Linked DNA regions of Mus musculus: region 2 is linked to region 1. A link is a loop called in an ENCODE intact Hi-C map of the cell type or tissue named here. Cell type or tissue: left cerebral cortex. All regions are shown on one strand.

Region 1 (8,000 bases):
TTTGAGTGGAATCCTTGACCTGACATCAGTCCCCTAGGCGGGGTGAATACATGTTTGTTCACATAACCCAACAATGTGGAAACAATGAGAAAGTAGTGGTGGGCATTTCTGGAGGACGGGAGACAGCATGTGCAGAGGTTTGAAGACTTGATGGGGCAAGAAGCCATCAGAAAGGGACAGAGCCTGTGCTCTGGGAGGAGAGTGTAAGTAGGTCAAGTAGGTCCAGAAGTGAGACAGATGACAGCACGGGGATAATCCAGTAGGAGAGGGTAGTGAGATGTAACAAAGAGGTGGGGGGGGGGTGGTCAAGAACAGAGAAACCAAGAAGCCAGAGTAAAGTTAACACCACATGTCTGTATAAACTTTTCCTGGAAAACAACAGACAGAGAAGCAAAGAAGAGCAAGAAATGGTTCTGGAAACAGTGCACATGCAGGAGGAGGCACTGGAGCTGAGGAAAGCTGGCTAGTAGAGTGCTTGCCACACAAGTGTGAGGACCTCGGGTTAGTTTCTAATGCCCACAAAAAAGGCCAGGTGCAACAGTACCTGTATGACCCCATCTCTGGGGAGGCAGGGATAGGAGGGTCCCTGGGGCTTGCTGTCCAGACCCTAGCCTAAGAGGCTGAGCTGCAGTTCCTAATGAGGAGTCCTGTCTCAAAAGACAAGGGGAACACTGCAGAGGTCCCCCTCTACCAACTCCCTTCCTTTGTGTATCTCTGAGTATTGATGTCTACCATAAAGGCACAGAATACACAGCCAGCAGCCAACTTAGGGATGTTCCAGCTCGGAATTGACATGCATAGCTAGATGCGGTGGTTCGAATGAAAATACTCCCTACCCCAACCCCCACATAGGCACATGTGTTTGAATACTTGGTCCCCAGTTGGTGAAACTGTTTGGAAGGATTAGGAAGTATGGCCTTGTTAGAGGAGGTGTGTCACTATGAGGTGGGCTTTGAGTTTTCCAAAGCCCACTTCATTCCCAGTTAGCTAGCTAGAGCTCTCTCTCCCTCTTTCCCCTCCCCCACCCCTTCTTTTCTCCTCTCTCTTCTCTCTTTGCCTTGTGCTTATGGGTCCTCTCATCTCCTGCTCTAGCAGCATGCCCGCCTGTCTGATGCCATGCTCCCTACCATGGTGGACATGGACTCTAACCATCTGAAACCAAGAGCTCCAAATTAAACACTTTCTTTTATAAATTTCCTTGATTATGATGTTTTATTACAGCAATAAAAAAGTATAAGACCCTGAATATGCCTCAGGATTTGCAAGGCACAATGGGTCCCCCCAGACCCCCCAGAGGGCCCATGTCATTATGCTCGTAGCTCCTCTTCTGGCTTCTGGTCTCCCATGTCCCTCCTCATATGCTCATGTTCTTTTGAACTGAAAGAAATGGACTCTGGTAGCAAATTCATCAGCTCCTCTGCCTGATGGTGAGACAAGGGAGTGAGAAGCAGGGACTGAACCAGAAAAAAAAAAAAAAAAAAAAGAAGAGGAGGAGGAGGGAGAGGAGGTGATGGGGAAAAAGAGGAAGAGGATGAAGAGAAAGAAGAGAAGGAGGGAGAGGGGGAAGAGGAAGAGAAGGAAGAGGAGAAAAAGAAAAGTGGCATGAAGAACTGGAGGCTACTCTTGCTGAACACTCCCCATGGCTTCATTTTCTGGAACCTGCCTGTGTGTGTTTGGGTAAATGCTTGGATAAAGCAGGAGGTTGGAGCCTGTGGACAGACAGGTCTCAGCACTTATTCCTTCTGTGTAAAACTTACCTCTGGGCATGTGGATTGCTCATCGCTGTCTCTGACTATGTCTCTGTCCCCTTTCTCATCGCTGTCCCTGAATCTCTCTCTGTCCCCTTCCTCATCACTGTCTCTGACTCTGTCTCTGTCCCCTTCCTTATTGCTGTCCCTATGGCTCTGGCTCTGTCCCCTTATGCTCTTCTGGAGCTTAGGGACTCAGCCCCATGATTCAATGTGACCTGACAGGCTCCAGCCTGGCATTTGTATTGTCATGTGCATAGTGGTTTAATGTGTGTGCCCGTGCACCCCCACACAATCTGACAGTTCTAACTTTTTTTCCTAGACAAAGTTCTCCATACCTCCTATCTTAAACAACAAACAACTACCCAAATTCCAGGCATGTTATCTATGACAGTCACTGAAGAGCTGTAATTTTTATCATTGAACATTTTAGAGATGGTGGGGTGGGGGAGGCACAGAGAGGTTAAGTAAGTTCCCTATGGTCCCACAGCCAGGTAACAGCCAGAGACAGGCTCAAACCTAGTAACAGCCAGAGACAGATTGAATCACTCTGACCTCAAAGTATGTTTTACCCCTTCAAGGTACATGAGATTCTCAATGTAGAAAGCTTGCAACCCTCAGAAAAGTCCCAACTTCAAAATAGTTGCCCAGCACGGGGACAAACAATCGAAGTAGGACAGCCACAAGAAGTGAGGGCTAGAGCGAGCCTTTAGGATACCTAGGCAAGCTTCAAAGAGCAAGCCTGAGTTCAACAGCGCTAGAAAGAACAGCGCAGGCAACAACAGCCAAGAGGGAGCAGACTATAAGCTATGCTGCTCTTTTCTCTCACAGTCCACATGGCGACAGACACCACCAGAGCCTCGGGACCAAGGAAGAATCCTTACGTGTGCACAGCTTGGAAAGGACACAGACACACACATGCAATCTCCCATAGGAGCATTGTCTTTAAATGGAAAAGATAACCTGAAATACACTCTGAGCTTGCAGAACACACATACACACTGGGGCTGGAGTGACTGAACCAACACTTGAGCCCTGTCAGTGGTAAGAGGAGGAAACCTACTGCCCTGGCAGTTCCTGACTTTCAGTTCCTATTTAAAATGTCTGAATTGGGAGCATCGACAGGCTCCCAAATTAGCTTTTTAAATAGAAGCTGAGAGTTAAAGGAAAAGCGGCCGCGTCATGGGGGAAAAGCAAGTGAAAAATCCCGGCCAGGCTGGTCCAGAGGCAGAGGGGGGAAGGAGTCAACAGGCATGGCTAGGGAGATTCTAGGAGGAAATGGAGGGTACCCAGCATCTCCTGGACAGTGTCTCCTCCAGTGGCTTGAACCTAAGCCAGGTACCTTCTTTCTCCTCACCATCCAGCCTCAAGGAGAACTGTAAACAAAACCCACAGTGGCCTGAACTAGAAATCCAAGTCTCCCTTACTTTTCTTGAGATACTGGAGACAAAAAAAAAAAAAAAAAGAGAGAGAGAGAGAGAGAGAGAGAGAGAAAGAGAGAGAGAGAGCAGTTCACAGGCACTGCACTTAGATTGCCAAGTATGAGCATCTGAGGATCGGGATTGGAGGATGTGGGGCAGGGTGTGAGTGTCCTGTCTCCACAAATGGCTTACAAAGTCCCAGAGACCACAAGCTGTCACATTAGTAGACCACTCCAAGAGTCTAGTGGTGTTCCCTCCCTGACAGTTTGGGGGGCTCGATCCTGGAAGTACCTTTATGTTGCTGAACAATGGCAATGCCGTACAGGAAATTCAAACTTCGACAGAAATAAGATATTATATTTTCACTGCTCCAAAACTGGACAGAAGGTGTTAGATCAAAGGAAAATGTCACTACTGGGACCAGGCTTCTCAGAGACAGAGAACCTTCTCTCAGGAGTCAATTCAACTGAGATTTAAAAAACAAAAAAACAAAACAAAACCCCACCACCACTAGCAGTAGCAACAACAACAAAAACCTCTCCCAAATAGAGGAGGGAGGGAGAATCCTCGCCAGGGCCTTCCCTGAATTCTTCCAGGGTTGGCCAGGGAGTGGCAGTGTTGTTAATCATTAGTACTGTATGCAAATGAGTATGCAAATCTCACGGGGTTCTTGGACTCTGGGCAAATGTTAATGGGGTCCACACCCACCTCTTGAAGGGCCAATTGTACACCTTTCATACTGACAAACTTAAAGGAGCTTTGGTTAGGGTAAGTGAGCCTATGAAAAAGAAGCTCAGAAGTACTGGAGGCCCAGAGTAGCTGAGACCTCAATAACTACTCCTCGACTTGCACTTCTGGAACAGGATCGGTTTGCCACAAACCAGAAACCCTATTCTTGACTCACGCCTTCACCCTCTCCGCACATTTCTCTTTCCTCTGCTTTTGTGTTTCAGCACACACCTTTCCATACTCAGAGCTGCCATCTCTCAAGCCAAGGCGTTCCGGTCCGGGCAGAGGCACGAAGCTGCTTGCTTCGCGATCTCCAGGCTCGGGAGTCCCAGCACCCAGGCCGGAGACACAGGGAAAGCCGGCCACGGTTTGGCTTAGCAGCCAGGACTGGGCTCTACTCTGCTGCCGCGATGGTCCTGGGACTCTCAGCTGGATCCTATGCTCCCGTGGTTGTCCCACTCCTCACGCTGGGTCCGAGTACTAAGCAATAGATAACTCTGGGCTCTGGAAAGGATCCAGGGCCTGGGCCCGCTTTGGAAAGATAGAGAAATGAGAGTTCCTAAATCCCCAGTCTTAATTCTGGGTATTCGTGGTGGGGTATTGGAGCGAATCCTGACCTTCTGGCCATGTGTCAGAGGTCACTCCTGAACGACAGTGGCTCTTACGCGGAGATAAAGGCAGTTTGTCTTCCGTGGGATCTTCCCAGCTTTGGCAAACACACCTGACTGTTCAGGGTCAGCCTGTAAGCTTGCGCGGCGACCAGCTGCACCTCACTAGGTGACCAAGGAGAGGAGTTAGTTGCTCTACCGCGTGGACAGTGAATGGGAAACAGACAGCCAGTTAAGTGTACACACCCCACGCGCATACACGCCAGCGCTCCCTACCACCTCTTCCTAAGTCCCCAGCCACACACGCCCCCGAACTCACGATCACGCCGCACGCCCGGCTCCTCCCCCACCCCCAAGCCAAGCTCACCTTGCCACGCTCGCCCCATGCCCACCCTCGCCGGCACACGCGCTCACACTCGCGTCCGCACACTCCACTACCACCTCCAGGCACACCCTAGGATTCCTCCACTCTCCTGGGGAGACGCACCAGGCTCTGCCTAGTCTCCCCGCCTCCCCCCCCCCGCTGCAGCCCCCCCACTCACGCGCGCGCCCTACACACACACACACACACACACACACACACACACACACCCTCGCGCAGAGTCACTCCCCCTCGCACGCCCTCGCCCTGGGCACCCTCCGGCGGCTAGGCTCCCGGGTCCTCCTCCTCGCTCCCTCCGCAGCCTGGCCGCTCTGCTCTCTCGGGCCCGGCCTGGGGCCGCTCGGCCCGTGGGGATCGGTGGGGAGCGGAGGGCGCAGCCTCGCCGCCTCCCCCGGACTCTCCTCTCCGCCCCGCCCGCGCCGCGCCCCCACCGCCTCCTCGGGAGAGGCAGCCCGTGGCCGGCCCGGCTCCGCTCTGCCCGGCATCAGCGGCGGCGGGGGCAGGGAACGAGCGAACCGGAGCTCACGAGCCCGAGAGCGGAGCGGCTAGGCGGGGAGGGGACACGCTGCCAAGCCCGGGCTGGAGCGGCGGTGGCGGTGGCGGCGGCGGCGGCGGCGGCAGCGGGGGAGGAACGGCCCCACGGACGGACCGACGCACGAACCGACCGAGTGAAGGAGGGACGAGCGAGACTTCGCCGGCGAGGAGGAGCCGCCCGAGCGGCGGCTGCTGGGCGCTTCCCCGCGCTGCTGGGCGCTCTGCGCCTCGGCGGCCCCTGGCCTCAGCTTCCTCGCGCGCGCGGGGCGCGGGGCCTGGGGCTGGCTTCGGCGAAGGTAAGAGGGAAACGACCGAGCCTCCCAGAGACAGCAAGTGCGAGGAGCGCTGCTCCCACGCCTGTTGCTCCCGCTGCCCACGCGGCACCCTCCCACTCCCGCGCCCGGGTGGGTGGGCGCTGGGGCGCCGGAAGGATTGGGGGTGGGGCCGGGCCGTGGGGGAGCAAGCAGCCGGCCTGGGGGCGTCGGTTCCCTGGGCTGCAGAGCCACCTCCGGGCACTGGGGCGCCGAGAGGTTTGGGGGTGGGGGTGTGAACCTCTGCCCTCTTGCCATTGGCCTGCCTTCCCTCGCCGGGCGCCAGGAGCAGCGCCCCGGGACCTGGCTGCAGGTGGCGACGGTTTGCTCCGTCCCCGCTCTTTGTGAGCTGAGAAGAGAAATGGCTGAGAGTGGAAGCTGGGAGCCGTTTGGGGCGCTTTGCAAAGTTCTCCAGCCAGGCGAGCCTGTGTTTGCCTGTTAGAGGATGAGGCTGGTCCAGCTCGTCCTGCCTGGCACATCTTTTCTTTCCCGGGAAAGGTCCCATAAGTGTCCCGAGAGACCATAGGGAAGGGGGTTCAAATTTGTTTTAACAGAGTGTTTACACTAGGGATGGGCAGAGAAGTTACCTGGAAATCAACTAGATTCCTGTGCTTTCTTAGTGCTGGCATTTAATTCAGCCCACGTTGTTCTCCTTTTATCCCGGGCAGCCTTGATAAGTCAGCAACAGGCTGAGAGGTTCCAGACCTGAAATCAAGGCAAAGAAAGTCTCCGTGTATTTGACGGAGCCTCTGAACTTTCACGGGGTGATAGGCGGCACAATGCAATCAGTAATCAGGTTTTACAGGGTGGTCATGCATGAATGTAGGTGATGCTTGAATCGATGCCTTATTTACTGTTACTTCCAGGGAACCTGAAGGTTTAATCTCGGAAAGCGGGGGGAAGGGGGATTCTGGGCATTCATTCAATGCAAAGCGTGTGTACATTTCCCCATGTGGACACATACCGGCCCACTGAAAGGAGCTGATGTGTTTATTTTTTTTCCATGTTGCGTCTTGAATGCTATAAGACGTAAGTACACAAGGGACCTCCAGAGGAAGAACGATTAACAGCGGCTTCCTTTTGCCGTTGAGGAGGCTGGAGAAAGAGTTTGGGGAAACTGCACTGGCCATCCTAGGAGCTAGGAGAGGCACTGTAAAGAAGAGGATCTGCAGGTCCCAGGCCTGTGCCCCACGGGATCTCCAGCATGGCCCCCATGCTCATTTCATACCCAACAAAATCCCGCAGACACGGGACAGACTCCCTGGGGGCGTGAAACAGTTCCCCAGACCAGCTCTGATTTCTGAGGACTCTCCTCCGAGGTCATTGAAGGGCAGATCTTGGTGATGTGACTTTTTTTTTTTTGTTTGTTTTTCTGCTTTGTGTCTGTTCAGGTGAAATGGAAGTGTCAACCCCCCAGGACAGGAGGTCTGCCTTTTTTTTTTTTTTTTTTTTTGACCCTCTGCTTCTAAAATAGACGTTGCTTAGCAGGCAGCTGACTTTTTACAGCAGGAGAAAGTGTTCTCTTTTTCTTTTTCAGGATTTTTTCATGTTTGTCATTTCTGCATTTACCTGGTTTTAATCTCTCTCCCTCCTGCATCCCTACCTCACCCCACAGCCAAATCTTTCCTACTGTCAAACTCTTTTGCCACAAACAAAAATAGCTTCAGAGTTTTCATTTGTAAAGCACCCATGTCCTAGTAAAGCCGTGGTATGGGAGGCGTATGCGGTGCCATTGGCTGGAAATGGGGCCGCACTATAGCGCCTGTTGCAGGGTTCATACCCAGGCCAGCTCTGAGAGGCACTGGTGCTGTTAGGGGTGAGTGTTGCAGCAGGAACCTGTAAAAGTCCTGTTTAAGCCAGGTCATCCCTGCAGGGTTGTTGGGTGGGCGTGGCTGGTATGGACTTGAGGTTGTTGTCTGATAGACGATAGTCCTCTTCCAAACCGAGGTGTGTACATGTATGTCCATGTATGCACATATGCACATGTGCACAGAAAGCAGTAAAGGGGTAATTGCTATTTTCTTGGCACTCTAAACCTGAACGATAGGTTCTGAATCTCCGGAGATGATCTGGTACTTGCATGGGCCTTCTTGAAAAAAGACTGCCCTGGATTATTGTACAGGGTAAAAGTTTGCCCTTGGGACAAGAGACTTTAGGATAGATAGGGAGAGGATTAACGTTGCCTCGCTCTGAGCTTTCAATTACCCATCAGAAAGCAGTTTGTGAATTGCTCATGGCCTTAGAAGAGTTGACTCAGAGTTGGAGCT
Region 2 (8,000 bases), 220 kb after region 1:
CAAGCTATGTACTTTAAGCCAAAGGGGGTTGGTTGTCTGCTGAGGGCTTTCCCAGGGAAGGTTTCAGTTGTGGGAGATAAACCCAAAGAGATATACTGGAATGTGTTCCTTTCTGGACATACACATCAGGCCACCTCTATGTGTAGTACATCCTTCCCACTTGTGCCCAACATATATGTATATTGACACATCCATTAATGTATCTACTAATAACTTCCAAAGTCAATCATGCACCTATAAATACATTTCTTAACTTTAAAAAGAGCGAGAGCCCCCTGGTAACAAAGAAGGCAAACAGGAGAGAAACAGTAGCGAGACAAGCAGGTATGCTGCCTTAGTGGTGCGCTATGAGGAAACACACCTCAGTTAAGAGCTGTCACTGGTACCGTTGCTCTCTTCACTTTTTTTTTCATAATTAACTATTATTTGGGAACGTACAGCATGTGGGGAACCAACCACACTGGAATCCAGGAGAGAATCAGGACAAGTTAGCACACACTGTCCTCTAGGGACCCTACAGTCTCATTAGGGATAGGAGATAATTGAATGGCATAAGCCATTGTGAAATACTGAGTGGAAACGGTCATGAACGCTTCAGGATAGAGAACTTGAAACCATGGTATTCCTTCCACCAAGACTCTACCCAGGCTGAATGTTTGTGAAGATTCCTAGAGTCCTGACCATGGCTAAATTGCAAAGGTGGGTACATAGGTCTTAGATCCAGTCTAGCGTCTCTATAAAGAGATGCATAAGGCTAGGACACGGGAGCTCATTTTCCCTTATCAGACAATGCTGGAGGAACTCAGTGGCAGCTGTTGTCACAGGCTCTGCCAGGCTTGCTCTTCTTGTATCTTATTGTCTCTCTTATTGTCTACCAACCACAGAAGGCCCGCCTTGCCAGGATCCGGGTGGCCAAAACGGGAAGCTCCAATGCCTACCTGCACAGCAAGCGCAATGGGCTCCTCAATGAGGCCCTGGAGCTGACGGTAAGTGCCCAGAAGACCTGGCAGAGGAGATAAAATAGAAATAGGTTTGTTTTCTCATCCACACGAACCAGCACTCCCCAGAAAGCTTCAATTTAGACTCTAACAGAAACCTGTTTCCAAATCTTCCCACCAACATAAAATATCAATGCTGCCCGTAAGCCCACTGTTGACAAGGATCCCCACCCCAAGGCCAGTGTGTTTCATGGTGATAAGCACCAATATGGCGTATCAAGATTTTTTTTTCCCATGCTCTTCTATCCCTCTATGATGAAAAGGAGAGGCTGGAAGAGGCGAAGACATCAGCTTTATCCATGGTTCTTTTTTTCTCCCTAGGGCACCCCAGAAGAGGAGCAGATGGGCAAGACCACCTCACTCATCGAGAGCCAGCACCACCACCTGCTACACTGCTTAGAAAAGACCACTGTGAGTTCCAGCCTACTGCCCCCTCCTGCCTCATCCCTGACCTCCCAAGGCTGTACACACGTTATCATCCCTAGGCGAGAGAGTTCATCTGTCCCCTTCCAATCCAAAACCATAGTCTCTCTGCCCCTAGGATGAAGACCCTAAGGGTGGGGCAAGGTCACCAGAGTGACAGATCAACTGTGTCCTACGGCTCTAGAGAAGAAGCCACTCCCATGGCCTTCCCCTTCCCCTGTAACACCAGCAGGTGTCTTGGTTACTGAAGACTAAGAGTTTTTGGTTTTTATTTCTTAGTTCTGATGGACATCACCCTAAAAGACTCAAGCTGAATGTACAAAGGGTAGATTTTTGCCCCACCCCTGTTGCTGGGTTGATGCAATCCTTTTGTGCCTACATTAATGAAGGGGGCAGCATATATATTCTTTAGCCAAAAACTTATCAGTCTCCACCCCACTTACTAACTTTGCAGTTTGTAGGGAGTTTGGATCGTGAAAGGCCAATTGCTAAAGCGGATCATGGCTTAGGGTGCCACAGCTGGAATGGGAATGATGCTTGTGCCTTAGTGACAGCCTGAAAGGAAGGGCAGTAGGGCCAACCCTGAACCCTTGGCAAAAGGTGCTAGAAACAGTAGGGTGGGAGAACTCAGAATAGAACGCATCTTTCCAGTTCCTTGCCAGAAGTTCCCTGAAGTCTAGAGTCAGGGCTCGGCACACTCTGGAAAGGAACTTCTTAATTCATAGTAGCCCATAACCTGGCCTCCCAGATGCTAGATGCCTCTTACTCAAAATGGATACGATGGATGACAGTTGAAACCCAGTGAGACCTTCCCAATGGGAAAGTGCTTTGCAAACCCAGGCTCCAGCATCTATGGTCAAAAACCATCTATGAATATCTAGAAGTTCTCCCAAGGAAACTGAGCTTGCCAATGGTATAGGCCCAGACCCCACTGCCCATTCCAAGTTGCATGTGCTGGGTGGAATGTATACATTAAAAGGACATGGGTGAAATCCTTGGGGTTTGAAGAGCTGGAATGTTGGCATTGGGGGTTTCAGAGACGGAATGCTGGGGTCGGGGGTGGTATGCTGAGACTGAGAGAATGCTGGATTGATTGCAGGGATGGGATATTGGAATGCCAGGTTCTAGGGAAGGAATGTAGGACCCAGGGGTGGAATGTTGGGATAGAAAGAGAAGAGTGTTGATATGGAAAGAGTGAATGTTGGGTTGGGTTAAGCAGGCTCCTATTGGAACCAAGGGGTGAAATGTTGGGACAAGAGAAGCAGAATGCTGGGAACAGGGAGGGATGGAATGTTGAACTTGGAGGGTAGAATGCTGGGATTGAGAAATTGAATGTCAAAACTGGAATGCTGGAATGTACAATCAATGGTGTTTCTATCTTCTGTTGGCATGTTGTCCTGTAGGGGTTATCCTATCTTGTGGATGATCCCCTGTTATCTGTACGAACCTCCACCATCAAGGTATAACTTTATAAATTCAATTGTTCTTCTCTCTGAGTCTTGAGTCTGTGGATCTACTCTGCTTACCCCTAGCCTGGTTTTCTGCATGTGCAACTGATTCTTCCTGGGCTTGTGCTGTCTCTGTTGTCACACCCAGTACCAGCTCAGGCTCCTAGTGGTTTTGCACCCAAACTACCCAATTTCCTTTCCCATTCTTTCCTTTGACCTTCCCCGGGGGCTGAGGGGACAGTGGGATCCAGCTTCAAGGTTCGTTTCCTCTGGAATGCCCAAGTGCCACATAGCTCTCTGCTGCCTCCCATGTTTCCTGGGAACTCCTGGTACTGGCTGCCAGGGGACTTTTTGATCTCTGTTCTTATACTTCTCTTCCTCCTCATTCTGACAGCCTTAGCCTCACTGCCAATGCCACAGAGTTTTAATCACCTTGGCCATTTTCAAATTGTCCTGGATTTAGCTACAAGCCACGCTCATGCCCTATAGTCAAGGCACAGTTAACATTCTTTTCCCAAGCTCACAGTTGACCTAGGGAATCCTGTACCACCAGGTAGTTAAAGATCCATATGCTTTAACCAGATGAAAAGAAAAAAAAAATGAAAAGAAATCTTATCCTTAGCAATTTGACCCCTTTGCATTCAAGAACATTGTCCCTCCAATTCTATGAATGGTCTGAAACGTTTACAAAGTTATGTCACACCGATAAGAGTTATCAGATGCATAAAGATGAACTAGAAGACTCATACTCAATGGCTTCAGAGCTTATTGATTCCAGATCTGCTGATGCCCCTAGGTCTCTCCGAGCCCCTTCTACTCAAAGTTGTATATGGTGTGTATGAAACATGATGGTTTAACAACTGTGCCCCTGTCCAATCAAATGGCCAGGGAAGCCAGTTTGAGTCGTTTGACATTGACACCTGTGAAAATGAAACCTCTCCCAAACACGTCTCTGTAATCCAGCCATCTGGGCATCGTTCATGAAAGACCCCAAGCAGGCAGACAGGCAGCCAGAGACTGGGGCTCTGCCCTGCCCTTTTCTTCTTTTTCACTTTCTCTCCTTTCTCCCCCAGAACCATGAGTTTATTGATGAGCAGATGTTTGAGCAGAACTGCATGGAGAGCTCGATGCAGAACTACCCCTCCACCAGAAGTCCTTCTCTGTCCAGCCACTCGGGCCTCACCACCACCTGCTGCTCCCGTCGTAGCAAGAAGACCACACACCTGCCCAACTCTAACCTGCCTGCCACCCGCCTGCGCAGCATGCAGGAGCTCAGCACGCTCCACATCCAGGGCAGCGAGCAGCCCTCCCTCACCACCAGGTGGGCGGCTTCCCTTCCTGCCACCCCCAAAGCCTGAGTCATCCCTTTTCCAGAATTAAACAATCACAGCATTAGAACCTCGGGGATCTCCTAGTGGCTCCCCTCATCTACTGCATGGGGCCCCTCTGCTTTCTTCCCCCACTTTTCTTCTCACACATTAAAGTTAATCCAAGGGTCTTCATGGCTATTGGATGATACTGTAGCAGTGTAGGTCAAAAGTGGGTTTAAGTAGTAGGGGGGTAAAAACTGAAAAAGATTTCAAAAATTGAAAAGATGGACTATGATCATTTTCCTAAGAAAATATTTTTCTCAGCAATGTGACATCTATGGCTGACCCCAAACTGATTATGAATCACAAACTGACTTTTCCTTCTCATCTCTGTTTATATTTAAGCCATTCCCCCCATTAGTTCCAAATAAGTTGGAGAAAATTCAGGAAAAGCAGATGTCATAACATCACAAGTTATAAGTCCACTGGGCTGGGAATAAGTACTATCCGCATGATTTAGTGATTGTTAATAGCAGTTAGAATGGCAATTATAAGCTGATTATTAAAGGGCGAGATCAAGGGCCACTGAGTTCCTTGACAGAGCATAGAGCAAAAATCATGGCGGGAGTCAAGGGAGATTTGGGGTGCCCACAAGCAGGAACCATCTTCAACTCACTCTTTTCTATCCTAGTCGCTCCAGCCTTAATTTGAAAGCAGACGATGGACTGAGACCAAACTGCAAAACATCCCAGATTACCACGGCCATCATCAGCATCCCCACCCCCCCAGCTCTGACCCCCGAGGGAGAAAGTCGGCCACCCCCTGCCAGCCCAGGCCCCAACACGAACATTCCTTCCATAACCAGCAATGTCGTCAAGGTCTCTGCCTTGTAAACACACTGGACAGAGGGCCTGAGGGGGTAGTGGGGAGTAAAAGGGGCTGGCATGTTGGTGAGTGGCCACTGGGACCACTCCCTCCCACTATTTCTGGCCGCCCCGTTGCACCCCTAGCACTGAGACTTGTGCCTGGAAGGGAAAGGAAGCAGCAAAGGGTACCCAAGGATCCTGCTGCTGGTGTGGACACAGCCCTGTGACATTGCATCTTACTGGGGCCAGAGGAAAGGAGGGGGTGGGTAGGGGATTGGCATTAGGGGGTGCAGGCTGCTTGCCTGGACAGGGCCTGGTGGGGATACCTCAGACCAAAAAACAGTTGTTTCTGGAAACCCCAGTGAGGAAAACACAAGACCAAGAGCTGCCCAGAGGCCGAGTCATCACATGCAAACAGGAAGAAAATATAACACTGTGTATTTAAGCACCTTTTTCAAGGATCTTAATGGATAATATTTATTCATGGGAAAAGGTGGAAAACAAAATCATCAATGGATTTTTGTGAAATGTTTTTCTCCACGGACCCAACACCTTTAAACCAAAACAATGCATTTTGTGAGGTTGGTTTTTATTTTTCTTCTTTTATAGCAAAAGCTTTTAGACTCAAAGTCAGTTACTGCTGAGTTCTCTCCCCATTCCCTGGATGAGTGTGGTTCCCTTAGCCGGGCCCTCACTGCCCAACTGACCTGCACAGAACTGTCAAGCAACCACACAGCAAACCTTCTGCTCCGTTGGTCCGTCTCCTTTGTCTCTGTACCTATCTGCTTCACCTTGGCTGTTTTCTGTGTCCAACCATCTGTCTCATCATGGACAGTAAATCCTTCTCTGTCACTGCCAAGGACTGCAGACTTGTGCCTGGAGTCAGGCTGAGTGAATGCTAATACAGAAAAGAAAGGAAGGCAAGTGGGCTGAGTTAAAGGGTGAGGTAAGTCTATATTATGAACAGAGGTGCTTCCATTTTGATTGGAACCACTCATCTTTGCAGTTTGGGTCAGGGTGGTGGTCACATTTACCACATTGGGTCTTGAAAATGAAATCAGCAACCTCAGAAAGCAGTTGTTTCTGCTGTGCCCCGGTGAAGACAGAAGCACCAGGAAACTGCCACAGCTCCGGAGCACCTTGCTATGCGCCCTCCTTTAGGATCCACCAGGAAGGCCGTGTGGAGCTCTGCCAGGATGCTCCATGAGCATCTTCAAGTGAGGAGGATGGGAGGAGACCCTGGCTTACCGCCCAAGGCAGTTAGTTCCTACACAGAAGCTGAGAAGGTTAAGCCTGTGTACCTCATGAAGGATGTTTCAAAACAAGAAAGCAAGCAAGAGGCTCTAGATGATCATTGTCTGGTCAGAAAGATGCCTTGAGGTCTGAGCCATCTTCAGCCCTCATCTCCGAAGATAGCGGATGGGTGGTGCCACTGATGACCTCCATGCAAATGAGGAAGTGGAGATTACTTCTTGAAAATGTGGATACGTTGGTTCAAGTTGTTTGCACGGTAGTGGGCCTGGGAAAAGTGTTTCTGGAATCTTCCTAATCATTTTCACCACTTAACAGCAGAGCAAGTGAGCCTCAGGGTTAGTGACGAGCCCTTTCCTGCCCTTCTCAACCCCAAATACTCTACTGCAGTCTCTGAAGCCTGGGATCTGAGACACAGGAGCTGCTTAGGAATGTATCCATTCTACAGCTCCATTTAAAATACAGATAAGCTGTTCATTTGCATGTCAAAATCTCCCTGCCCACTACCATCTAGATGAGTTTTAACTAGCCAGCAACCTGAAGGGACTTCCGGGGTCCAGCTCTAGTGACCCTGTATGCAGAGGAGCCCAGATGTTTTGAGGAGGTACCAAACCAGAGAGTGGCTAGAAGGGTGGAAGAAAGGGGCCCTTCCTTCTATCTTTGTCTCCCTGTCTTCATCCTCAGTGGCCCCTGACAGCCCTTTCTCCTATATCTGGCCTCAGGATTTCTCCCCTTATAGGAATGGAGTGGTTCTTCCAATCTAGTAACTCTATACATATATTTTATTGGCCAAGGAGTAGAGCCAAGCTAGACCCAATTTTAGCAGGTAGTCCAAGAAGTAGAAAAGGGTCTTCCCTTTGAAAGAATGAATTATGGAACAAAGGAATGTCTAGGTGCATGATAAGACCTAAGAACTGAGTGGAATAAAGCTAGAGTTTAAAAGGAACACTTGCATTCTCATGCAAACCACCATTCTATTTCAGAACAAGTCATTAGAGAGTTAGAATAATGACTGCTTCAACAGAGGATCTCCATGTTACTTGGGACAGTGCACCAACACAGCATAGTATGGTTCTCATGAAAAGAAATACATTTTAAAGACTGTTCCCCCACAAATTCCATTTTTTATTGACTTCAGTGAACTGAATGCTTGTGCTGTTTCTGTTTCATTTCCAAAGTCCACATCATGCCAGTTCCTAAAAATAATCATTAGACTGTCTGCATTTTCATTCCCCCATTTGAGTCTGAGGAAGAGATAAGGAACCCAACTCACCTGTGCTCAAAGATACCAACCCAAGAAAACAGCCCACAGCCAGATCTGCTCAAGGGTATTGATGGGGAAGCACAGGGGCAAACATGTGCTGGATCGCCTTAGCAAATCTGATTCATCGGCTAGTTAAGTGAACAACCAGGGTATCAGATTCTTCTGAAGACCAATAGCTCTCTGGTGCAATGACTCGTGGTATTCAAACCATGCTAGGGTATCAGTAAATTCTCCACTCCACCACTCTTTTCAACCTTACTTAGCACTGGGGGAGAAGGTATCAAAAGGACAAAAAGACTAAGACTACACTCAAGTAATAAGTAGAAATAACTTGGAAAATATATTGAGCATGCCAGAGAAGATTAAAGACTGTCTAATTCATTTTAAAGTGTGGAAATCTGAGGTCCAGAGAACTTGACTCCCTCCCTCAAGGCAATGTC

The links. A loop is a pair of places that touch in the nucleus more often than their neighbours do. Peaks named below come from ENCODE experiments on the same cell type or tissue, not always from the same donor. Only the 100,000 strongest peaks of a DNase experiment are listed, where the experiment ranks them.
Region 2: it touches region 1 in a loop (4-fold over the local background); 4 of 42 quality-filtered maps call a loop at or near these places.

What each region holds. Positions count from the first base shown.
Region 1 is chr3:105,447,000-105,454,999 of GRCm38, forward strand. It overlaps Kcnd3 (potassium voltage-gated channel, Shal-related family, member 3), which reads left to right and starts at 4,891. Exons shown (of 8, transcript NM_019931.2): 1 at 4,891-5,718. Kcnd3os (potassium voltage-gated channel, Shal-related family, member 3, opposite strand) reads right to left here and starts at 5,956. Exons shown (of 4, transcript NR_040759.1): 1 at 5,554-5,956; 2 at 4,516-4,671; 3 at 4,130-4,429; 4 at 1,191-1,421. In left cerebral cortex, a CTCF peak has its summit at 3,776; DNase peaks (open chromatin) are centred at 3,908, 4,226, 4,841, 5,497 and 5 more places; H3K4me3 peaks cover 3,500 bases; H3K27ac peaks cover 2,642 bases.
Region 2 is chr3:105,664,138-105,672,137 of GRCm38, forward strand. Kcnd3 (potassium voltage-gated channel, Shal-related family, member 3) reads left to right here. Exons shown (of 8, transcript NM_019931.2): 4 at 885-986; 5 at 1,320-1,409; 6 at 2,825-2,881; 7 at 3,943-4,190; 8 at 4,871-8,000. The coding sequence ends at 5,072. Among named protein-coding and RNA genes, the nearest start is that of Ddx20, 19 kb to the right of the region's middle. In left cerebral cortex, CTCF peaks have their summits at 3,176 and 4,289; DNase peaks (open chromatin) are centred at 4,194 and 6,275.